3 separate regions of the Homo sapiens genome follow, and regions 1 and 3 are each linked to region 2. A link is a loop called in an ENCODE intact Hi-C map of the cell type or tissue named here. Cell type or tissue: GM12878. All regions are shown on one strand.

Region 1 (8,000 bases), 220 kb before region 2:
GGCATGGTGATGCGTGCCTGTAACCCAGCTACTTGGGAGACTGAGGCGCAAGAATTGCTGGAACCCGGGAGGCAGAGGTTGCAGTGAGCCGAGACTGCGCCGCTGCACTCCAGCCTGGGAGACAGAGCAAGATTCCATCTAAAAAATATATATGTGTATGTGTGTGTGTGTGTGTCTGTATGTGTGTCTGTGTGTGTGTGTATGTGTGTGTGTATATAGATGCTAATCTATTTACATGTTTATTGAATGTTTACTATCAGTAAGGTTTCAGTCAGCAGTAGCTATCAGTAAATTTGGGGGAAGTCAAAAGTTAGATACAGATTTTTGACTGCACAGGGGTTGATGCCCCAAACTCCCGTGTTGCTCAAGGGTCAATCGTATATCATTTCAAACCCCCATGAAGACCCAGACAGCATGTTTGGGGTGGGAGTGGGCCATGCCGGGGATGGCCTTGTGGAAGGCAGGCGTTTAGGCGCAGTACTCTAAAGCAGGTGGGCTCAGCTGAGGGCCCAAGCCTAGAACCGCTGGCAGACACATGTTCTCAGTAAGGGGCCTGGGCCGCCTTGCCATCCACTTGGCTCTCTTGGGAAGAGCTCACCACACCCTCGGAAACTTCCTGAGCTCTGATTCCCTGGGGGGTGGTGAAGAACAGCGCTGTATCTTAACCCTGCACAAGCCGTTAAGCTTCTGTTAAGTTTCCAGAGAGGGGACTCCAGGGTCTCCCCTGATTATCCCTTCTGCTTACAGATCGAGATGCTCAGCCCCTTCGAGGCAGTGGCCACACGCTTCAAGGAGCAATACAGGACATTCGCCACGGCCCTGGACACTACCAGGCACGAGCTGCCCGTGAGGTCCATCCACCTGGAGGGAGATGGGCAGCAGCTCTTAGGTAGGAAACGGGGCGTCCCAGTGCGTGTGCAGCAGGCGGGGCGAGGAGCGTGTGTGGGTGCTTCCTGTGGGCCTGATGTCATCACCGCAAGTGCCCTCTTCCCCAACTAAGGCAGAGGATGGGGAGGGCTGGCCAGGCTGTGGTTCCTCCAAGGGTCTCGCCCTGAGTAAGTAACCACACTGGGATTTGAACCTTGGGCAGTGGGATTCACAGTGATCTGTCCTGCCGAAAGGCATTTTGCGGGGACGACCTGTAGTCTCCTGAGTCCTGCTCCCAACAAATATGCCGTAGTGGTTGGGGGGTGACAAGACCACCAGCCCCACCCCGGCTTTCCCCCTCAGCAGAGCAGTGAGGTCCCTTTCAGGCATAGGGTTCCCACCTAATCCCTAACTTGAAGACTTTGGCAAGTGTGAAAAACTGCCGCGTTGCACCTTAAATTCTCTTCAGAACAGGTATCTTCCCACAGAGCAAGTTTTTGGCTACCCTGGAGTTTGGTTCTTTTTTTTTTTTTTTTTTTTTTTGAGACAGCATCTTGCTGTGTCGCCCAGGCTGGAGTGCAGTGGCACAATCTCAGCTCACTGCAACCTCTGCTTCCTGGGTTTAAGTGATCCTCCCACCTCAGCCTCCTGAGTAGCTAGGAGTACACGTGGGCACCACCACACCTGGCTTATATATATATATATATATATATATATATATATATATATATATATATATTTTTTTTTTTTTTTTTTTTTTTTTTTTTTCTGTAGAGACGGGGTTTCGCTATGTTGCCAAGGCTGGACTTGAACTCTTGAGTTCAAGCAGTCCTCCCACCTTGGCCTCCCAAAGTGCTGGGATTATAGACATGAGTCACCATGCCCTGCCATTGTTCTTTTTTTTCTGCGGAGGTGGAATCTTCTAGCGTAGTCACCCAGCCTGGAGTACAGTAGTGCAATTATAGCTCACTGCAGCCTTCAACTTCTCAGGCTCTACTCAGATCCTCCCACCTCAGCTTCCTGAGTAGTAGCCTCCCTAGTGCTTCAGGCATCCACCACTGCACCTGGCTAATTTATTTTTGAAACGGAGTTTCACTCTTGTTGCCCAGGCTGGAGTGCAATGGTGCAATCCTGGCTCTCTGCAACCTCCACCTCCTGGGTTCAAGCGATTCTCCTGCCTCAGCCTCCCGAGTAGCTAGGATTACAGGCATGCACCACTATGCCCGGCTAATGTTGTATTTTTAGTAGAGACAGGGTTTCTCCATGTTGGTCAGGCTGGTCTTAAACTCCCGACCTCAGGTGATCTGCCCGCCTTGCCCTCCCAAAGTGCTGGGATTACAGGCATGAGCCACTGCTCCTGGCGCACCTGGCTAATTATTATATTTTTTTTTGTAGAGACGAGGTGTGGCTATGTTGCCCAGGCTGATCTAGAACTGCTGGGCTCAAGTGATCTCCTACCTTGGCCTCCCAAAGCACTGGGTTCCTGAATAGGTGTGAGCCCCCTGCCCGGCCGGGTTTCTGATTTTATGACTGCGGTCACCTCCACATCTGTAACTCTTAGAAAACACTCAGTCTCTGCTCAGTTCCTTAGGTAGTTCCTGGGAACGGCCTAGGGATCGTGTTGAGTTTTCCGGGGCTGCCATACCAAGCGGCCACAGAATGGGTGGTTTGCAACAACAGAAAGATATTCCCTCCCAGTTCTGGGAGTCTTGATTTCAGCCAGAAGTCTGAAATCAAGGCGTTGATGGGATTGGCTCCCTCCAGGGGCTGTCAGGTGAGCTCATCCTGTGTCTCCCCCACCTGCTGGTGGCTGCTGGTGGCCCTTGGCGTTCCTTGGCTCATGGCCGTGTCCCTCCATTCTCTGCCCGTCCTCACGTGGCCTCCTCCCTGGCTGTCTCGTTATTGAAATTTCCTGCATCAGGCTCAGCACGGTGGCTCATGTTTGTTATGCCAGCACTTTGGGAGGCTGAGGCGGGTGGATCACGAGGTCAGTAGTTCAATACCATCCTGGCCAAGACGGTGAAACCCTGTCTCTACTAAAAATACAAAAAAAATAGCCAGGTGTGGTGGCAGGTGCCGGTAATCCCAGCTACTCAGGATCCTGAGGCAGGAGAATCGCTTGAACCCGGAAAGTGGACGTTGCAGTGAGCCAATATTGTGCCACTGCACTCCAGCCTGGGTGACAGAGCAAGACTCTGTCTCAAAAAAAAAAAAAAAAGAAAAAAAGAAATTTCCCGCATCCGATGAGGACACAAGTCACTGGATTAGGCCCCACCCATCTTAACTCCCCCCCATCCACAAAACCCTGTTTCTGGTTAAGGTCATGTTCACTAGGAGTGGAGGATTGGAGTGAAACGTACGTATTGGGGAGGGCATAATTCGGTCCACAGCCGGAGGGAGAAGAGGCTGGCTGATACGGCACTTAAAAGGCTCCCAAAATGTGACTCTCATGTACGACTGGCCTTGATGTGATGTATGTCAGGGTAGAGAGGCGTGTTGTCCTAGTGCAGGTGACACAGGTCCCGCAGTTGCAGGCATCCTTCTGCTCAGTGGTGCAGGCAACAAGGACTGTTTTTCAGTTGCTCATGGTCTGGCTTGGAGGCCTCAGGCATTCTCCCTGGCACAGCACAGCCCTTTTCACATTTGCATTGGTTTCTGTTGAGGACACCAGAGTGACATTTCAGTTCTGGTCCAATGCCCTCCTGGATAGATGGATGTGCCTGTCCCACAATCTCAGAGCACGGGATGGATAAGGGACGAATGTCTTCCTTGGCTTCTGCTTCTTCCCTGTGCGCTCTCCACGGTTCCAGCGCGATAGCCGAGCATCATGACAGAAGTCTGTCGGCCGCTCCACTTGTGTGTGCCTTGCGTGGGGCACCTTGCCATCCATCGCCCACCATCCCTCTTCCCCTCCAGACGCCCTGCAGCATGAACTGGTGACCACTCAGCGCCTCCTGGGAGAACTTGATGTTGGTGATTCGGAAGAAAATGTGCAGGTGCTGGACTTACTGAGCGAACTCAAGGACGTGACGGCGAAAAAGGACCTTGAGCTCCGAAGGTACCTCGGAAAATGCTTTAAGAAAGAGGTGGCACCCTGTTTGCTCAGGGCTGTTGGTGGCTGCACTGTTGGGGTGGTGCCGAGTTCCTCTAGGAGTTCAGAGGAGGTTCAGTCCCCTGAGCGAGCTGCTCTTTTCCCAGACGCTGCATGATACAAGAATGGCCAGCAGGTGTCATTGTCATCTGTATTGTGGATAACAAAATCTCCATCCAAAAGCACCCGCCTTGCCTTCCCTTTCTTTTTTTTTTGAGACAGGTTCTCACTCTGTCGCCCAGGCTGGAGTGCAGTGGCAGATCTCAGCTCACTGCAACCTCAAATTGCTGGGCTCAAGTGATCCCACCTCAGCCTCTTCAGTAGCTGGGACTGCAGGTGTGCGCCACCATGCCCAGCTAATTTCCCTTTTCTAGCCTACTTCTCAGTCATTTTTGAGCTAATGGGGACTCTAGGTGAAGTGAGGATCAAATATGCTATAAGACGTGTCCTAGATTCACAGAGTATAAGACTCAAGCAGAGCAGGGGGAAGAGAGAACAAAAGAGCTCAGAAAAATCCATGGAAGGGCCAGGCGCAGTGGCTCACGCCTGTCATCCCAGCACTTTGGGAGGCCGAGGTGGGAGAATCACTTTAGGCCAAGAGTTCAAGACCAGCCTGGGCAACATGGTGAGACCTTGTTTCTATTTATTTATTTATTTATTTTGAGACAGAGTTGCTCAGGCTTAAGTGCAATGTCATGATTTTGGCTCACTGCAACCTCCACCTCCTGGGTTCAAGCAATTCTCCTGCCTCAGCCTCCGAACTAACTGGGATTACAGGTGCACACCACCACGCCCGGCTAATTTTGTATTTTTAGTAGAGACAGTGTTTCACCTTGTTGGTCAGGCTGGTCTTGAACTCCTGACCTCAAGTGATCTGCCCACCTCAGCCCCCCAAAGTGCTGGGATTACAAGCGTGAGCCACCATGCCGGGCCTCTCTATTTAAAAAACACAAAAATTAGCCAGGCACACTGGTGCATGCCTGTGGTCTCAGCTACTCAGGAAGCAGAGGTGGGAGAATCATCTGAGCCTGGGGAGGTCAAGGCTGTAATGAGCTGTGGTCGTGCCACTGCATTACAACCTGAGCAGTAGAGTGAGACCCTGTCTCAGGAAAAAAAAAAAAAAAAAAAAAATCTATGGAAGTTCTCAAGCAGCTGGAAGAGAAAGGGTGTCACCTATCATTCACATCCTCAGAGTAACCCAGCAGCACAGGCGCCCTCACATCAGCCCTGTTGGTGTTTTCAATGCCTTCCAGGGTAAGGTCCCAGGAGGATGTTTTTTGAACTTCTGATTGATAGAAATGGCCCAGATCTTAAAGGACTGTGCAGTGGCTTGCACAGAGCACATATCCTTGTGCGTCCAGACCCCCAAAACCCATCAAGATCTCCCCCCGCTTTTTTTTTTAACCTCCCCCAGGAGATTTCTAACCACGCGCTTTTCTCCACCTCTTCCAGTAGAGTATCTTTTCTCTTTTTTACAATGCTAAATCTTTTTCCTGAGTTGCTTAAAATATTGGAAAAGGACTTATGCAAAACAGCCAGCCACCCACTGTGGCATTTCTTTCTCCTGTGGGTGGCCATGGATCAATTCAGGAGACATCAAAGGGTTATAAAGCCACAGTCCCACTCCCAGGATAACTCATTCATCCATGAACGGCAGAATGTTCATGAACCCAGTTACCTCTTAAAGGCCCCACCTCTCGCTGCTGCCACATTGGGGATTATTATTATTATTGAGACAGGATTTCATTTCATTGCTTAGGCTGGAGTGCAGTGGCGCGATCTCGGTTCACTGCAACCTCTGCCTCCGAGGCTCAAGCGATCATCCCACCCCAGTCTCCCAAGTAGCTGGGACTACAGGCGTGCACCACTGCACCCAGCTAATTTTTTTTTTTTTGAGACGGAGTCTCACTTTGTCGCCCAGGTTGGAGTGCCAGTGGCGCGATCCTCGGCTCACTATAGACCCTGTCTCCTGGGTTCAAGCGATTCTCCTGCCTCAGCCTCCCCAGTAGCTGGGATTACAGGTGCGTTCCACCACGCCCGGCTAATTTTTGTATTTTTAATAGAGATGGGCTTTCACCATGTTGGCCAAGCTGGTCTTGAACTCCTGACCTCAGGCGATCTGCCCGCCTCAGCCTCCCAAAGTGCTGGAATTACAGGTGTGAGCCACAGCGCCCAGTATTTTTAAAAAAATTTTTGTATAGACGTGGTTTTGCCATGTTGCCCAGGCTGGTCTCGAACTCCTGGCCTCAAGCCATCTGTCTGCCTCGGCCTCCCAAAGTTCTGGGATTACAGCACTTCAATCCCACTTTACCTGGCCAGGGGATTAATTTTTAATGGGAGTTTTGGAGGGGACAGATACTCCCACCACAGCAGCAGCACAGCACTGAGCTCCATGAACATTTCTTGGATGAATCTTTCCTTTCATGTCTGGTGCTGTTCTTGGGGGGTTTCCCTGATTGAGTCTTTTCAGACGGATCTTATTTGCTGGCCCTTTCCCACTGAGCACGTAGGGCATGTGAAAATCCGCCTCCCCGTGTGGCAGCCCTCCGTTCACCACACACATGCGCTTCACCTCAGAGGGTGAAAGCCGTTATTCTTTCTCCCATCCTCAACAGGAGCTTTGCCCAGGTGCTGGAACTCTCCGCAGAGGCAAGCAAAGAGGCAGCCTTGGCAAACCAGGAAGTCTGGGAAGAGACCCAGGGCATGGCGCCCCCCAGCCGGTGGTATTTCAATCAAGACAGTGCCTGCAGAGAATCTGGGGGAGCACCCAAGAACACGCCCCTGTCTGAGGACGACAACCCGGGTGCCTCGTCAGCCCCCGCTCAGGCCACGTTCATCAGCCCAAGCGAAGATTTTTCTTCAAGCAGCCAGGCAGAAGTCCCGCCCTCTCTCTCTCGTTCAGGGAGGGACTTGTCATGACTCATGGTTACATTCAGGATACTTGAGCACTTTATATACTACCGTAGCACTGTAGCTATTTTTTATGTGATAATCTTGTTTGATAAAAAAGTAAACCTGTTTTGCAATTGAAGCCTCCATTTTCTATGAAGGGGCCAGTTGGAAGACCTGTGTTTTCTCAAGTTCTTCTGGATGACTGGTCCTGAAATTCCGGGCCTCCACGACATGCCCAGTATCCCACTTTCAAGATGATTTCATGTCCTTCAGTCACAAGGGTGGTTTTGGGACAGCAAGTTAAGAATTGTCCCTCGAGTGGACATACTTTATTTACTTTTTTAGGGAAATGCAATTCTTTATTGGAACTCAAGTTTGTGTCTGTAAACATTCAACAGAAGGGGTAAAACAAGAACAATCCACATCATCCTTCCCCTGGCCCCAGCTTCTGGGGCTGAAGTAGGGAGCTTCCACTTTAACCCGACTGGCTCTGGCTCCAGGGCCTGAGATGCCTTCGTAATCTGGCAACTGGGTCCCAGGCAGCCTTGAGAAACTGCTGGGTCCCTGCCTTGCTGGCAGCTTCGGGAGGTCTCTGGGTCCCCATCTCGCTGGCAGCTTGAGAGACTGCAGGGTCTCGTCCTTCCACACCTCCACCAGGGAACCCTGGGTCCCGCCCTCCAGGACGTCCACCACTGGGTCCCGGCATCCCGCACCTCGACTGGAGGGGACATATTTCAGTTCCAGTCTCGGTAGTTGTCACTGGGAGATGCTCAGGCTCTTGCCATAAACCCCATCTGTGCTCCACTGGGACTTTGGCCCAGAACATTTTCCTCCAACCAGCTCTCCAGCTTCCACCCCACGCGGTGTGGGCTTTGGGAACTTACTGATCCCCAGGTCACATTTCCAATTCGTATTGCTGGAGGTGTGGGTTTTGTTGCCTGGTTTGTCTTTGTTTGGTTTTAGACAGGGCTTGCTCTGTCTTCTGGGCTGGAGTGCGACGAATCTGCCTGGTTGTCCCCAGTGAGTCCAGGTTGGGTTTCATGTTGTAGTGTCTGCCTTCAGCTTTTAAAATTTCTGCAAACTGGGGCAAATACAGCAGACTTGTCTGGAGCCCTTTAATATTGAGGGACCCCACGCAGTTGCTTCAGTT
Region 2 (8,000 bases):
GGTATGATCCCGGCTCACTGCAACCTTTGCCTCCCGGGTTCAAGTGATTCTCCTGAGTAGCTGGGATCACAGGTGCCGTGCGACCACGCTGGCTAATTTTTCTATTTTTAGTAGAGATGGGGTTTCACCATATTGGCCAGGCTGGTCTCGCTTGACCTCAAGTGATCTGCCCACCTTGGCCTCCCAAAGTGCTGAGATTACAGGCGTAAACCACTGCGCCCAGTCAGTGGCGGGGTTTGTTGTAAGATTCTCTGGGGATGTCCGGAATGATTCTCTGCTCAGGCTCACAGGGGGCTGCGTCTGTTTCTCCATGGTGCACAGGTTTGATGGCAGAAGGGGTCGGAACGAGCAGGGTGTGGGTATGTAGGGAAGCAGCATGGAGCCAAGGTCTGTTTCAGAGGCAGCTGTAGGCTCACTGCGAGCCCCCCACCATTCCAAGGAGGCATTTCCAAGCTCCGCATGCACCCTCTGATCCCCTAAAGTGTGCCACTGCGACAAAATGGGGAACCACGCTCTAGACCAGGGCTTGGCAAAAAGAGCCAGATGGGACGGTACAGCCACCACGAGGGACAGTGTGGCAGTTACCTCAACAGGTTGACCATGGAATTATTGCTACCATATGACCTGGTAATCCCACTCCCAGGTCTATAACCAAGAGAACTGAAAAAAGGTGCTCAGGCCAGGGACAGTGGCTCAGGCCAGGCGCAGTGGCTCACACCTGTAATTCTAGCACTTTGGGAGGTTGAGGTGGACAGATCCCTTGAAGTCAGGAGTTTGAGACGAGCCTGGCCAACATTGCAAAACCCCGTCTCCACTAAAAATACAAAAATTAGCCAGGTGTGGTGGTGTGCACCTATAGACCCAGCTACTTGGGAGGCTGAGGAGGAAGAATTGCTTGAACCCAGGGGGTTGTGGTGAGCCGACAATGCACCACCGCACTCCAGCCTGGGAAACAAAAGCAAAACCCCATCTCAAAAAAAAAAAAAAAAAAAAGCCAGGCGCGGTGGCTGGAACCTGTAATCCCAGCACTTTGGGAGGCCAAGGATGGCGGATCACGAGGTCAGGAGTTCAAGACTAGCCTGGCCAACATGGTGAAACCCTATCTCTACTAAAAATGCAAAAAAATTAGCCAGGCGTGGTGGTGGGAACTTGTAATCCCGGCTACTTGGAAGGCTGAAGCAGGAGAATTGCTTGAACCTGAGAAGCAGAAGTTTTAGTGAGCTGAGACCCCGCCACTGCACTCCAGCCTGGGCGACAGAGCGAGACTCTGTCTCGAAAAAAAAAGAAAAAGAAAACACGTGTTCCAACACATCCTCACACATGAATGTTCGTTGCAGCACTATGCACAACAGCCAAAAGGTGGAAACAGGCCAAACATCCATCAACAGAAGAGTGGGCATGCGAAATGTGGTCCTGCCATACAGTGGAGAATGATTCAGTCTTAAGGAAGGAAGCACTGATACCGGCTCCGATGTGAATGACCCCGGAAAACACGATGCTGAGTGAGAAGCCAGACACCAACAGCCACACGGTGTATGACCCCACTGATATGAAATGTCCATACGGGCAAATCCATAAAGACAGGAAGCAGACTCATGGTTGCCAGGGGCTTGGGGAGAGGAGAATTAGGAGGTTCAGGGTTTGATCCTGGGGTGATGTTAATGTTCTGGAATTAGTGGTGATGGTTGTACAGTATTGTGAATATACTAACACTTTAAAATGATGATGATTTTATGTTATGTGAACAGTATCACAATATGAAACATTTTTAAAAATTTAATCCTTTGAAAATGTAAAAATCACAACCAATCACACCGAGCCAGGCTGGCTTTGGTCTCCAAGCTACCATTTGCCGACTGTGCTGCTCTAAACCACCCAGCACAAGCCCAGTTTTCTTTTTCTTCCGGCACCTCCTCTCTCCCCGTGCCCTGGGTGGCCTCATCAGGCAGAGTTCGAACTGCCTCCCACACCATGACAACCATCCTGCGTGGCCGACACGTCCATCTGAGCATCCACACACAGCCCCGCCTGGGTACTGATTAACAGAGCCTCAAATGGCAGGCACCGCACAGACACATAGCAGCCCCCCAACTGCCCTGGCCTTATGCACCTCAGCAGGGGCCCACACTTTTACCCAGAGAATCAGGCATCCTGAGATCAGCCCAGACTTCTCACTCTCACTGACACCCCCGCTCCTGATCTACATCATCATCCACTCTGCCCCCATCACATGGGAACCCCCTCTGGTCCTTGTCACCAGTCACTCTGTCCCCATCACTCAGGGCACTTCTCTGGTCCTTATCACTGTCCACTCCGTCCCCATCACTCGGGGGATCCCTCTCCAGTCCTTGTTACCATCCACTCTGTCCTCATCACTGTCTACTCAGTCCCCATCACTTGGGGACTGTCTCTGGTCCTTGTCACCATCCACTCTGTCGCCATTGCTGTCCACCTCTGTCCCCATCACTCGGGAGGCCTTCCCTACTCCTTGTTACCATCCATTCTGTCCTCATCACTTGGGAATTGTCTCTGGTCCTTGTCACCATCCTCTCTGTTCCCATCACTTGGGACCCTCTCTGGTCCTTGTCACCATCCACTCTGTTTCCATCACTGTCTACCCCGCCTCCATCACTTGGGGCCCCTCCCTGGTCTCCCAGGGGCCTCCTGACCCCTCATTCTCAGCACAGCAGCAGAACCGCCTCCCAGAACCATCCAGTGGTTCTCACGCTCCTGGCTCCCTCTCCCCCTTCTCTCCTTCAGCTCCTGACCCTGCCGTTCTCCTTGGCTGTTCCTCAAGCACACCCACTCACTCTCACCTCAGGCCATCACTCCCCACCAGGAACAGTCCCTCATGAAACAGGTCCTGCCCACAGCAACCTCCTCCCACCCTTCCCTGGCCTGCTCCATCCTCTCTCTGCCCTCTCCCATGCGCCACCCGCATCTGCCCATCTGTTTCTCATCGGACCCCCCACCTTGACTGTGCAGGAACCCTGAAAGCAGGGCCTCTGAATAAACCCCAGGGCCTGGCTCGGAGAAGGGGTCACCGCCTGCTCCATGAGCCAAGAAGATACAAACACAAGAATCGACTTGTTGACAACTAGCGGGACTTCCCCCAGAGAACAGCCAGGGGGCTCCCTTTGAATGTCGAGGGGCTGCTTAAGTTAGGAGCTGCACGTTAAGGGGTTATCTCTGTCTCTGTCCAAGCCAGCTGTCATCTTCCACGAGGCAGGGTCTGCCCTGAAGAGGACCCGCTAGCTGAGAGCGGCCATGTTCCCACCAGCATCCAGTTTCTCATTCCTGCACCATGCACTGCTCCCTGGCGACGTTCCAGAAGGTGGATACAGTCATGAACAAGACAGTGCAGGGCCCACCTCATCTTAAGGACTCACCGTCAACCAAGGAAGGAAAACCAATAAGAAACAATGCATTCTGAACTTCTTTTCCTAGCCGTTTTGAAATACATAACCCAGGGTGGTGTAAGAATGACACAGGGTAGGGACTAGGGGGCTCTCTGTGGAGCTGACATTACAACCAAGGCCTGAATTACCAGACAGTAAATGATGCTGACTCAGGAGGCCAAGGCAAGGCTCCAGTAAGAAGCTGTTCCTTCCTCCAAATTCCCCAGGTCGTCACTGGCCACACACCACGGCCTGTGTCTGTCTTCCCCTTTAGACTCGTGTTCTCAACCTGAGCAACTCTGCCACCCAGGGGACACTCGGCAACACGGGAGACACTTTAGGTTATCACATCTAGAAGCATCTGGTGGGTGGAGGCCAGGGAGGCTGCTCAAATACCCTTCAGTGTGCAGGACGGCACCTCGCCATAAAGAACAGTCTGGCCCCCAAAGCTGAAGACACCCTGCGCCAAAGGCTGCCCGAGGCTGGGACTCTCTTATTCACCTTCCTTACCACCTATGGGCCACTCCCTACTTGTCAGTAGCTGGCAGGCTTTGTGATAAAATTGGGGGGGGAAAAAGATACTTCAAAACAGTCAAACTAGAAAAACTAAGCAACAGAGAATACTGGCCAGGCGTGGTGGGTCACACCTGTAATCCCAAAACTTTGGGAGGCCAAGGCAGGAGGATCACTTGAGTCCAGCCTGGACAACATGGTGAAACCCTGTCTCTGTTTTAAAAATGTAAAAAAGGCCAGGCACAGTGGCTAACGCCTGTAATCTCAACACTTTGGGAGGCTGAGGTGGGGGATCACTTGAGGTCAGGGGTTCGAGACCAGCCTGGCCAACATGGTGAAAACCTGTCTCTACTAAAAATACAAAAATTAGCTGGGTGTGGTGGCACATGCCTGTAATAGCAGCTACTTGGGAGGCTGAGGCAGGAGAATGACTTGAACCTCAGAGGCGGAGGCTGCAGTGAGCTGAGATCACGCCATTGTACTCTAGCCTGGGTGACAGTGAAATGGTGTCTCAAAATTAAAAAATAATTCAATTAAAGTAAAAAAAAAAAAAAAAAGAACTTTGGGAGGCCGAGGTGGGCAGATCATGAGGTCAGGGGATTTCGAAACCAGCCTGACCAACATGGTGAAATCCCATCTCTACTAAAAATACAAAAATTAGCTGATAGTGGTGGCAGGCACCTGTAATCCCAGCTACTCAGGAGGCTGAGGCAGGAGAATCACTTGAACCCGGGAGGCAGAGGATGCAGCGAGCCAAGATCGTGCCATTGCACTCCAGCCTGGGCAACACAGCGAGACTCTGTCTCAAAAAAAAAAAAAAAAAAGATGGCCAGGTGCAGTGGCTCATGCCTGTAATCCCAGTACTTTGGGAGGCCGAGGCAGGCAGATCACGTGAGGTCGGGAGTTCAAGACCAGCCTGACCAATATGGAGAAACCCCGTCTCTACTAAAAATACAAAATTAGTCGGGCGCGCTGGTGCATGCCTGTAATCCCAGTTACTCAGGAGGCTGAGGGAGGAGAATCGCTTGAACTGGGGAGGCAGAGGATGCGGTGAGTCGAGATTGTGTCATTGCACTCCAGCGTGGGTAAAGAGCGAAACTCTGAAACTCTGTCACAAAAAAAAAAAAAAAGAAAGAAAAGAAAGAAAGAAAGAATATCACCAGGGCCTCTGTGTGTGGGAAACCCTGTGAGGCTTTCAGACGATGGCCTCTCAAAGGACTCCAGGGAGCCGAAAGCTCAAAGGACTCCTGAAGCCACGCGAGTCATGGCCTGGACCTGGGATATCTCTCATGTTTCTGTCCTGAAGCCACACAAACAACAGCCCAGACTGCTGGGAAACAGGGCTGGAAACCTGACAGCACCTGTGTCAATATCAACTGGAAGCCAGTGGGCTCCCAGGGGCCCCCGAAGAGAACAAACTTCTACACCTAAGCCTGGAAATGACTGTTCCCAGGCTGCAGCACGATGACCAAGGCCCTGCTGAGTAGCTACTAAGTGAAAGTTCTTTTCAAGCCTTTCCCCAAGTCGATGGGTCTGCACCGTCATCATTGTCACCTAAGCCACCTACGGGGAGACAAGACTGCCAGCCCTCCACGGTTGGGGACCCGCAGCTACTTAAAGGAAGAGCCAACTCCAAATACAACCAGTGTGGCGCCTGTCAAGATCTAGCCCTGAAAGCCGAGTTACTCCACGGGCAGGGACTCTGCTGAAAGGCAATTTCCACATGCAGGACGCACAGTTCACATCTTTTCACTCTGGCTCTTTCTGAGTGAGTGACAGGAACGAGACCCAGAGTTTCCACAGCATTCAGGCTCTGCAAAGTGCTCTGGTGGACGCTGCTATTGCAAATGAGCTTGGCTTTCTCCCGCAGTCGTGACTGTTCTGGAGATCAGTCTTGCTAAGGCTTTCATGGTCTAAGACACAAGCAGTACATCTGGATCCTGGGGCTTCATTTGCAAACAGGAAATGGAAGGCTCTTCAGAGTTCAGTGGCCACACGCTTCCAAGTTCCCCTTTAAAGCTGAGATTCAGCTGGGTGCGGTGGCTCACACCTGTAATCCCAGCACTTTGGGAGGCAGAGGTGGGCGAATCACGGGGTCAGGAGTTCGAGACCAGCCTGACCAACATGGCGAAACCCCCATCTCCACTAAAAATACAAAAAAATTAGCCGGGCATGATGAAGCGTGCCTGTAATCCCAGCTACTCAGCACGCTGAGGCAGGAGAATCTCTTGAACCCAGGAGGTGGAGGTTGCAGGGAGCCGAGATTGCGCCACTGAACTCCAGCCTGGGTGACAGAGCGAGACTCCTTCTCAAAAAAGGCAAAAAAAAAACCCTGAGACTCGCTCCTTGGCTTTCAGGAGACAACAGGCTGATGGCAGAGAGGGTCTTGCACAGAGAAGCAGCAGAATTTTTTTTTTTTTTGAGACGGAGTCTTGCTCTGTCACCCAGGCTACAGTGCAGTGGCACAATCTCTGCTCACTGCAACCTCCGCCTCCCAGGTTCAAGCAATTCTCATGCCTCAGCCTCCCAAGTAGCTGGGATTACAGGCATGCTCCACTGCGCCTGGCTGATTTTTGTACTTTTAGTAGAGACAGGGTTTCACCATGATGGCCAGGCTGGTCTTGAACTCCTGACCTTGTAATCTACCCATCTCGGCCCCCCAAAGTGCTGGGATTACAGGCGTGAGCCACTGCGCCTGGCCGAGAAGCAGCAGAATTGACACACACCTTGCACATGGAATTAATACAAAAGCACTGCCACATTACCCTTCGCTGTTCTCTTTCCAACTGACTGCGGAGTGTCAGATCCCTAATTGATTGGACGCTCTATCATCTCTTCCATCAAAGAAGACCTACCAAGTGCTTCCAGCAGTAGATTCTGACACTCCCTGCTAAAACTCTCGAGGCAAGGACTGGAGGAGGTTGGGAGAGCTGGTCCACTTACACCGGTGGTTCTCAACAGGGGCACTTTTGCCCCCCAGGGAGACACCTGGCAATGTCTGGAGACATTTCTGGCTGTCAGAACTGAGTGAAGGTCTGGTAGGTACACGCTACAGATCCTGCTAAACACCCCACAATGCACTGGGAAGCCCCCAACAGCAAAGAATTATGCCTTAAATGGGAAATAGTGTTGAGGTGGAAAAAATGACAATGGTCATCTTATAAAAGGAAATCTTAAGTAGGCTTTCTTTTTCTCAGAGGCGCTAGTAAGCTCAAGCATGAAGAGACTGCAGAGATAGAAGGGGCAGTGAGCCAGGCACAGTGGCTCACTCCTGTAATCCCAGCACTGTGGGAGGCCAAGGTGGGCACATCGCTTGAGGCCAGGAGATCGAGACCAACCCTGGGCAACATAGTGAGACCCTGTCGCTACAAAAAAAATAAATAAATTAGCTGGCCGTGGTGGTGCACGCCTGTAGTCCTAGCTACTTAGGAGGCTGAGACGGGAGGATCACTTGAGCCCAGGAGGTTGAGGCTGCAGTGAGATATGATGGCACCACTGCACTCCAGCCTGGGCAACAGAGTGAGAACCTGTCTTAAAAAAAAAAAAAAAAAAGGAGGCTGGGCACGGTGGCTCACGCCTGTAATCCTAGCACTTTGGGAAGCTGAAGCAGGCAGATCACTTGAGGTCAGGAGCTCAAGAACAGCCTGGCCAACATGAAGAAACCCCATCTCTACTAAAAATACAAAAATTAGCTAAGCATGGTGGTGCACACCTGTAATCCCAGCTACTCGGGAGGCTGAGGCAGGAGAATTGCTTGAACCTGGGAGGCGGAGGTTGCACTGAGCTGAGATTGCGCCACTGCACTCCAGCCTGGGTGACAGAGCCAGACTCCGTCTCCAAAAAAAAAAAAAAAAAAAAAAAGAGGGCCAGCACCTATCACCCAAGAAAAAAGGGACCAAAGCAAAGCCAGGAGTCCCAGCTGAGCTAATGATCCTATCAACAATTAAATGAAACACAGCCAACATAAACGTGGCTACTCACACACCATCTCGACCACTTTATTTTGTAGGTGGTACTGAGAGTGATCAGAGGCAGACGAGGACATGCTTAAATACAAGGGCAAGCCTGCCTGGTATGCTCGCTGGGAAA
Region 3 (8,000 bases), 120 kb after region 2:
TCACCCAGGCATGGTGGCTCACGCCAGTAATCCCAGCACTTTGGGAGGCCAAGGCAGGCAGATCACGAGGTCAGGAGATCAAGACCATCCTGGCTAACATGGTGAAACCCTGTCTCTACATAAAAAACAAAAAACAAAAAACAAAAAATTAGCTGGGCGTGGTGGTTTGCACCTGTAGTCCCAGCTACTCAGGAAGCTGAGGCAGGAGAATGGCATGAACCTGGGAGGTGGAGCTTGCAGTGAGCCGAGATTGCGCCACTGCACTCCAGCCTGGGCGACAGAGCAAGCCTCCATCTCAAAGAAAAAGTAATAATAATAGTGTTACTATATTTTCAGGGATAGAAGTTTCAGATACTTGGTCAGGCGCGGTGGCTCATGCCTGTAATCCCAGCACTTTGGGAGGCCGAGGTGGGCAAATCACCTGAGGTCAGGAATTTGAGACCAGCTTGGCCAATATGGTGAGACCCCATCTCTACTAAAAACAAAAATTAGCCAGGCATGGTGGCAGGTGCCTGTAATCCCAGCTACTTGGGAGGCTGAGGCAGGAGGATCACTTAAACCTGGGAGGCAGAGGTTGCAGTGAGCAGAGATTACGCCATTGCACTCCAGCCTGGACGACAGAGCCACACTACACTCCATCTCACAAAAAAAAAAAAAAAAGAAGTTTCAGGTGCTGCCAGGCACAGTGGCATGCTCCTGTAGTCCCAGCTACTGGGGAAGCCAAGGTGGGAGGATCACTCAAGGCCAGGAGTTCAAGACCAGCCTGGGCAACATAGTGAGACCCTCATCTCTACAACAACAACAATAACAAAAAATTAGCTGGGCGTGGTGGTGTGTGCCTGTAGTCCCAACTACTCGGGAGGTTGAGGTGGGAGGATTACTTGAGCCCAGAAAGTCAAGGCTGCAGTGAGATATGATTGCCTCACTGCACTCTAGCCTGGGCAACAGAGCAAAACCCTGTCTCTTTAAAACAAAAAAAGAAAAAGAAAAGAAAAGAAGTTTTAGGGGCTGAAATTTTAGGAAACATACTGTCTCCAATACTCCAAGCAATCTGGGGGCTTCAATTTACTATCCCAGTTCATTGATGATGAAAACAGGCTTCCAGACCAACGTGATGAAACCCTGTCTCTACTAAAAATACAAAAATTAGCTGGGCGTGGTGGTGAGCACCTGTAATCCCAGCTACTCGAGAGGCTGAGGCAGGAGAATCGCATGAACCCGGAAGGCGGAGGTTGCAGTGAGCCGAGATCACGCCATTGCACTCCAGCCTGGGTGACAAAGTGAGACTGCGTTTAAAAAAAAAAAGAAGAAGAAAGAAAATAGGCTTCAAAGAAGTTAAACAATTTCCCAAGTTTCCTTGGCAAGGAAGTGAGCTAACAGCCAAATTCGGATATGATTCCAAAACTCCACAGTTATTGGCTAAACTGGAATCTACAGATATTAAAAAATTATTGGCAAAGTTTTTGCAGTGTGACAATGGTATTGCGGTGAGGTTTTTGTTTTTATTTTTGTTTTTGTTTTCGAGACAGTTTTGCTCTTGTCATCCAGGCTGGAGTGCAATGGCATGATCTTGGCTTACTGCAACCTCCGCCTCCCACGTTCAAGCAATTCTCCTGTCTCACCCTCCCGAGTAGCTGGGATTAGAGGCACCTGCCACCACACCTGGCTAATATTTTGTATTTTTAGTAGAGACGGGGTTTCACCATGTTGTCCAGGCTGGTCTGGAACTCCTGACCTCAGGTGATGCACCCGCCTCGGCCTCCCAAAGTGCTGGGATTACAGGCATGAGCCACCATGCCCAGACTGGTTAGGCTTTTAAAGAGTCTGGGCCAGGTGCAGTGCCTCATGCCTGTTATCCCAGCAGTTTGGGAGGCCAAGGCAGGAGGATCACTTAAGCTCAGGAGTTCAAGACCAGACTGGCCAACATATTGAGACTCCATTTTTACAAAAAATTAAAAAATTAACTAGACATGGTGCATGTGCCAGTGGTCCCTGCTACTCTGAGGTGGAAGGATCACTTGAACCTGGGAAGTTGAGGCTGCAATGAGTCGTGATCACGCCACTGTGCTCCAGCTTGGGCAACAGAGTGAGACCCTGTCTCAAAAAAAAAAAAAAAAGAGTGTGTATGTTTTAGAGACATATAACAAAATATTTATGGAATGATAAGATAGCTGAGATTTGCTTCAAAATAATACCTGACAGGAAGGCAAATGGGATGGGGGCGGGGTTGGCGAGGTTGAGTAGGGGGTGATGGTGGTTAGGGTGGGCTGCGGTTCATTATACTATTCTGCCTACTTTAGTGAGTGTTTTAAATTCCCTATCAGAATATGCTTCAATTTTGTACTCTTAAAAAATAGTGGCTGGGGCCGGGCACACTCCCAGCACTTTGGGAGGCCCAGGCGGGATGATCACTTGAGGCCCAGAGTTTGAGACCAGCCTGGCCAACATGGTGAAATCCCATCTCTACTAAAAATACAAAAAAAAAAAAAAATTAGCCAGGCGTGGTGGTGCATGCCTGTAATCCCAGCTACTTGGGAGGCAGAAGCAGGAGAATTGCTCGAACCCAGGAGGCGGAAGTTGCAGTGAGCTGAGATCACACCACTGCACTCCAGCCTGGGGGACAGAGCAAGACTGTCTCAAAAAAAAAAAAAAATAGTGGCTGGGAATGTTGGCTGACGCCTGTAATCCCAGCATTTTGGGAGGCTGAGGCAGGTGGATTGCTTGAGCCCAGGAGTTCGAGACCAGCCTGGACAATATAGTGAGATCCCATATCTACAAAAAATAAAAATTCACCAGACTTGGTGGTGCATGCCTGTAGTCCCAGCTACTGGGCAGGCTGAGGTGGGAGGATCACTTGAGCCCAAGAGGTTGAGGCTGCAGTGAGCTATGACTGCACCACTGCACTCCAGCCTGGGTGACAGAGCAAGACCCTGTTTTAAAAAAAAAAAAAAAAATCGTGATTATCCTTATGCATTGAGTAACCACGAGCCCAGGGCTAGGGGATTTCTGTGTAGTCAACCTTAGAACCAACACAGGGGTTAGGAGTGCCAAGCTCACCCCTACAGTCAAAAATCTGCATGTAACTTTTGACTGCATGTAACACCTACTATTGACCAAAAGCCTTATTGATGACATAAATGGTCGATGAACACTGATTTTCTACATTCTATGTATTATATACTGTATTCTTGCAATAAGTAAGCTAGAGAAAAGCAAATGTCACTAAAAAAATTCTGGTGTTTTGTTTTTGTTTTGTTTTTTGTTTGTTTGTTTCATTATTTGAGATGGAGTCTCACTCTGTTGCCCAGGCTGGAGTGCAGTGGCATGACCTCAACTCACTGCAACCTCTGCCTCCTGGGTTCAAGCGATTCTCCTGCCTCAGCCTCTGAGTAGCTGGGATTACAGGCGCCCACCACCACGCCTGGCTAATTTTTGTATTTTTAGTAGAGGCAGGGTTTTGCCATGTTGGCTAGGCTGGTCTTGAACTCCTGGCCTCAGGTGATCCACCCGTCTTGGCCTCTAAAGTGCTGGGATTACAGGAGTGAGCCACTGTGCCCGTCCAAACTTCAAAGGAAGAGAAAACATATTTACTATGGATGAAGTGGAAGTGGATCATCACAAAAGTGTTCATCCTTGTCGTCTTCACCTTGAGCAGGCTAAGGAGAAGGAGAAGGAGGAAGAACAGAAGGAGGGCTTGGTCTTGCTGTCTCAGGGGTGGCAGGGGTGGAAAAAAATCCACGCCTGAGTACATCCGTACAGTTCAAACTCGTGTTGTTCAAGGGTCAACTGCACTTCCTTCGTCATCCCTGCGTGGCTAACATTATAATACCCACTTTGCAGAAGAGGAATCTAAGCTGGAAGATGTTAACAAACCCAATTAAACTGACTAAGGAGTCCTGGCTGAGCATGAGTGGGGAAGCAGCGCCCCCTCGAGGCCATCACGCGAATGACCAGAAGCAGCTTGAACCCAGGGCAGAGTCAGAGGAGAGGCTGCGGAGAGGCGCTGGACAGGGAGCAACATTGGGGGAGAGCGGTAAAAAGAGAAAAAAGCAACAAAGATAAAGAATATTTTTTCCAATTTTTTTATTGTGTCCAAATAATACATAATATTTAAATACTTTTTTTTTTTTTTTTGAGACGGAGTTTGGCTCTTGTTGCCCAGGCTGGAGTGCAATGGCGCAATCTGGGCTCACTGCAAACTCCGCCTCCCGGGTTCAAGCGATGCTCCTGCGTCAGCTTCCCGAGTAGCTGGTATTATGGGCACCCGCCACCACACCTGGCTAATTTTGTTTTTTTTTGTTGTTGTTTGTTTGTTTTTTGTTTTTTTTTATAGTAGAGACGGGGTTTCACCATGTTGCTCAGGCTGGTCTCGAACTCCTGACTTGAAGTGATCCACCCGCCTCAGCCTCCCAAAGTGCTGGGATTACAGGCATGATCCACCACACTCGGCCTTAAATACATTTTTTTAAATTATTACTATTTTTAGAGACAGGGTCTCACTCTGTCACCCAGGCTGGAGTGCAGTAGCATAGCCTTGTTCACTGCAACCTTGAACTCTTGGGCTCAAGCAACCTTCCCACCTCAGCCTCCAGAGTAGTTAGGACTGCAGGTGCACGCCACCTGCCTGGCTAATTTTTTTATTTTTTTTATTTTTATTTTTTTTTTTCGTAGAGATGGGGATCTCGATATGTTGTCCAGGCTGGTCTTGAACTCCTGGCCTTAAGCGATCTTCCTACCCCGGCCTCCCAAAGTGCTGGGACTACAGGCGTGAGCCACTGCACCTAGTGATTATTTTAAAAAATTAAAATTACTGGGCCGGGCACGGTGGCTCACGCCTGTAATCCCAGCACTTTGGGAGGCCAAGGCGGGGAGATCATGAGGCCAGCAGATTGAGACCATCCTGGCTAACAAGGCGAAACCCCATCTGTACTAAAAATACAAAAAAAAAAAAAAATTAGCCAGGTGTGGTGGCAGGCACCTGTAGTTCCAGCTACTCAGGAGGCTGAGGCAGGAGAATGACGTGAACCTGGAAGGCAGAGCTTGCAGTGAGCCAAGATCATGTCACTGGACTCCAGCCTGGGCGACAGAGCGAGACTGCGTCTCAAAGAAAAAAAAATTAAAATTAATGCAGAAACTACACAATGAATAAAATATCAAGATTTATTTATTTATTTTAATTTTTTTGACACAGGCTCTCCTTCTGTCACCCATGCTTGACTGCAGCAGCGTGAACACAGCTCACTGCTTCCTGGGGTCAAGTGATCCTCCTGCCTCAGCCTCCATACTAGCTGGCACTACAGGTGCACACCACCACACCTGACTAATTTTTAAATTTTTTGAGGAGGTGGGATCTCACTATGTTGTCCACGCTGGTCTGGAACTCCTGGCCTGAAGGGATCCTCCCACCTCAGCTTCCCAAAGTTCTGGGATTACGGGCATGAGCCACTCAGTCTGGTCTATTTGTTAATTTACTTATTTAGAGACCAGGTCTCCCTCCATCACCAGGCTGCAGTTTAATGGCACAATTACAGTTCACTGCAGCCTCGAACTTCTTGGCTCAAGTGATCCTCCTACCTCAGCCTCTCAAGTAGCCAGGATAGGCACGAGCCACTACACTCAGCCCTAAGACAGGTATTTTTTTATACTTAATTTATTATTGTGGCTTTTTGCAACATGGCAAAACATTACAGCTTAAAGCAGACATCATCTCCTTATAGAGGAGGAAAAAGTTTTGCAGTCAAATCAAATTGTAATTAAGAGGTCATTGCTATACCATTCTATTCAGTTTAATAAAAATGATATTATAACTTCATGAACTCCAGAGATAATAGGTTACTTAATAACATAGGCAAAAAACCAGAGGATACACTGGTTGAATAATAAAGGACATGGTAAGGAATATAGGTCCATCTATGCCTATGATAATAAACATAAAAGACTGCAGAACAATTTAAGAACTTAGAATAATCACAGATCTATTCATAAAAGTTCAAAATGTGCCTGATTACCGAAAAGGAATTATTAAGGTATGCAGTGAAGGGAATGGAGCAGGGCTGGGCGCGGTGGCTCATGCCTGAAATCCCAGCACTTTGGGAGGCAGAGGTGGGTGGATCACCTGAGGTCAGGAGTTCGAGAACAGCCTGACCAACACGGTGAAACCCTGTCTCTACTAAAACTACAAAAATTAGCCGGGTGTATTGGCATGCACCTGTAATCTCAGCTACTCAGGAGGCTGAGGCACGAGAATCGCTTGAGCCTGGGAGGCAGAGGTTTCAGTGAGTCGAGATCACACCACTGCACTCCAGCCTGGGTGACAGACCGAGACTCCAGCTTAAAAAAAAAAAAAAAAAAAGGAAATGAAAATGAAGCGGAATAAAATATAAAATGTCTTTTTATTTCTCTCTGATTTCAACTTCCTTTTTATCTGTATGTTGTATAGGGAGAAGATGTGCCTCAGTATTGAAGATCCAATGCTCCAGTGGAAGAAGATTGTCATCAGAAAATATCAGGTACAGGCCGGGTGTGGTGGCTCACGCTTGTAATCCCAGCACTTTGGGAGGCTGAGGCGAGTGGATCATGAGGTCAGGAGTTCAAGACCAGCCTGGCCAACATAGTGAAACCCCGTCTCTACTAAAAATACAAAAAATTAGCTGGGCGCAGTGGCGGGCGCCTATAATCCTAGCTACTCAGGAGGCTGAGACAGGAGAATTGCTTGAACCTGGGAGGTGGAGGTTGCAGCGAGCCGAGATCGTGCCACTGCACACCTGCCTGGGCGACAGTGCAAGACTCTGTCTCAAAAAAAAAAAAAAGAAAAGAAAAAAGAAAGAAAGAAAACATTGGGAACAAATACAACAGGAGGTCTCACTTTTGCACAGTGAGCCATATTCTTCTTGGGATCACAGACTACATGAGACCCTCAATAAAAGCTTTGGACCTCCTCCTACCAAATAACACGTGCACACAATTTTGCCTACACTCTTACAGGATGCACGGAACCTCTAATTCCGGTCCTTGGATTTTCTAGCAGCCAATGATGCCCAAGCTAAGAGGCCTCAAGTCAGCCAAATACTCTGAGATTCAACCATGTAAGAAACTAAGTATCAGCTGGGCGCGGTGGCTCACGTCTGTAATCCCAGCACTTTGAGAGGCTGCAGCAGGCAGATCACCTGAGGTCAGGAGTTCGAGACCAGCCTGGCCAACATGATGAAACCCTGTCTCTACTAAAAATACAAAAAACTAGCCGGGTGCAGTGGCTCACGCCTGTAATCCCAGCACTTTGGTAGGCCAAGGTAGGCGGATCACGAGGTCGAGAGATTGAGACCATCCTGGCCAACATGGTGAAACCCTGTCTCTACTAAAAATACAAAACTTAGCTGGGCGTGGTGGTGCACACCTGTAGTCCCAGCTACTCAGGAGGCTGAGACAGGGGAATTGCTTGAATCTGTGAGGCAGAGGTTGCAGTGAGCCAAGATTTGCCTGTAATCACAGATACTTGGGAGGCTGAGGCAGGAGAATCACTTGAAACCTGGAGGCAGAGGTTGCAGTGAGCCAAGATCACGCCACTGCACTCCAGCCTGGGCAACAGAACAAGACTCTGTCTCAAAAAAAGGAAAGGAAGGGAAGAGAAGGGGAGGGGAAGGGAGGGGAGGGGAGGGAAAGGGAGAAAGAGAAGGAAGGAAGGAAAAAGAAAAATAGAGAAAGAAAGAGAGAGAGAAAGAAAGAAAAAGAAAGAAAGAAAGAAGGAAAGAAAGAAAGAAAAAAGAAAGAAAGAAAGAAAAAGAAAGGAAGAAAGAAGGAAAGAAAGAAAAAAGAAAGAAAGAAAGAAAGAAAGAAAAGAGAATAACACCTAATTGGCTTCTCCTTGACTCTGGGCTGGACTTAGTGACTTGAATAAAGCAATGTGATGGTGTTTGACTCAGACCAGATCAGAAATGGTACTAGGTCTTCTTTGCTTTCTTGGATTGCTTGCTCTGGGGAAGTTAGGTGTCATGTCATGATAA

The links. Peaks named below come from ENCODE experiments on the same cell type or tissue, not always from the same donor. Only the 100,000 strongest peaks of a DNase experiment are listed, where the experiment ranks them.
Region 1: a loop joins it to region 2, with 16 times the contacts of the local background. A loop is called at or near these places in 4 of 110 quality-filtered maps.
Region 3: it touches region 2 in a loop (2.5-fold over the local background); 9 of 110 quality-filtered maps call a loop at or near these places.

What each region holds. Positions count from the first base shown.
Region 1 is chr19:17,048,750-17,056,749 of GRCh38, reverse strand. It overlaps HAUS8 (HAUS augmin like complex subunit 8), which reads left to right. Exons shown (of 11, transcript NM_033417.2): 9 at 748-889; 10 at 3,784-3,925; 11 at 6,574-7,021. The coding sequence ends at 6,877. Among named protein-coding and RNA genes, the nearest start is that of HAUS8, 23 kb to the left of the region's middle. RefSeq lists an enhancer at 6,637-6,931. In GM12878, a CTCF peak has its summit at 4,094 (motif pointing right); no DNase peak of the experiment used is centred here.
Region 2 is chr19:16,831,964-16,839,963 of GRCh38, reverse strand. The region is part of intron 3 of SIN3B (SIN3 transcription regulator family member B); the gene reads right to left. Among named protein-coding and RNA genes, the nearest start is that of SIN3B, 6.6 kb to the right of the region's middle. RefSeq lists enhancers at 2,813-3,314, 5,614-5,703. In GM12878, a CTCF peak has its summit at 3,707; DNase peaks (open chromatin) are centred at 3,663 and 5,843; H3K27ac peaks cover 2,358 bases.
Region 3 is chr19:16,710,830-16,718,829 of GRCh38, reverse strand. No RefSeq gene overlaps it. Among named protein-coding and RNA genes, the nearest start is that of NWD1, 5.0 kb to the left of the region's middle. In GM12878, a CTCF peak has its summit at 3,930 (motif pointing left); DNase peaks (open chromatin) are centred at 46 and 3,749; H3K4me3 peaks cover 355 bases; H3K27ac peaks cover 494 bases.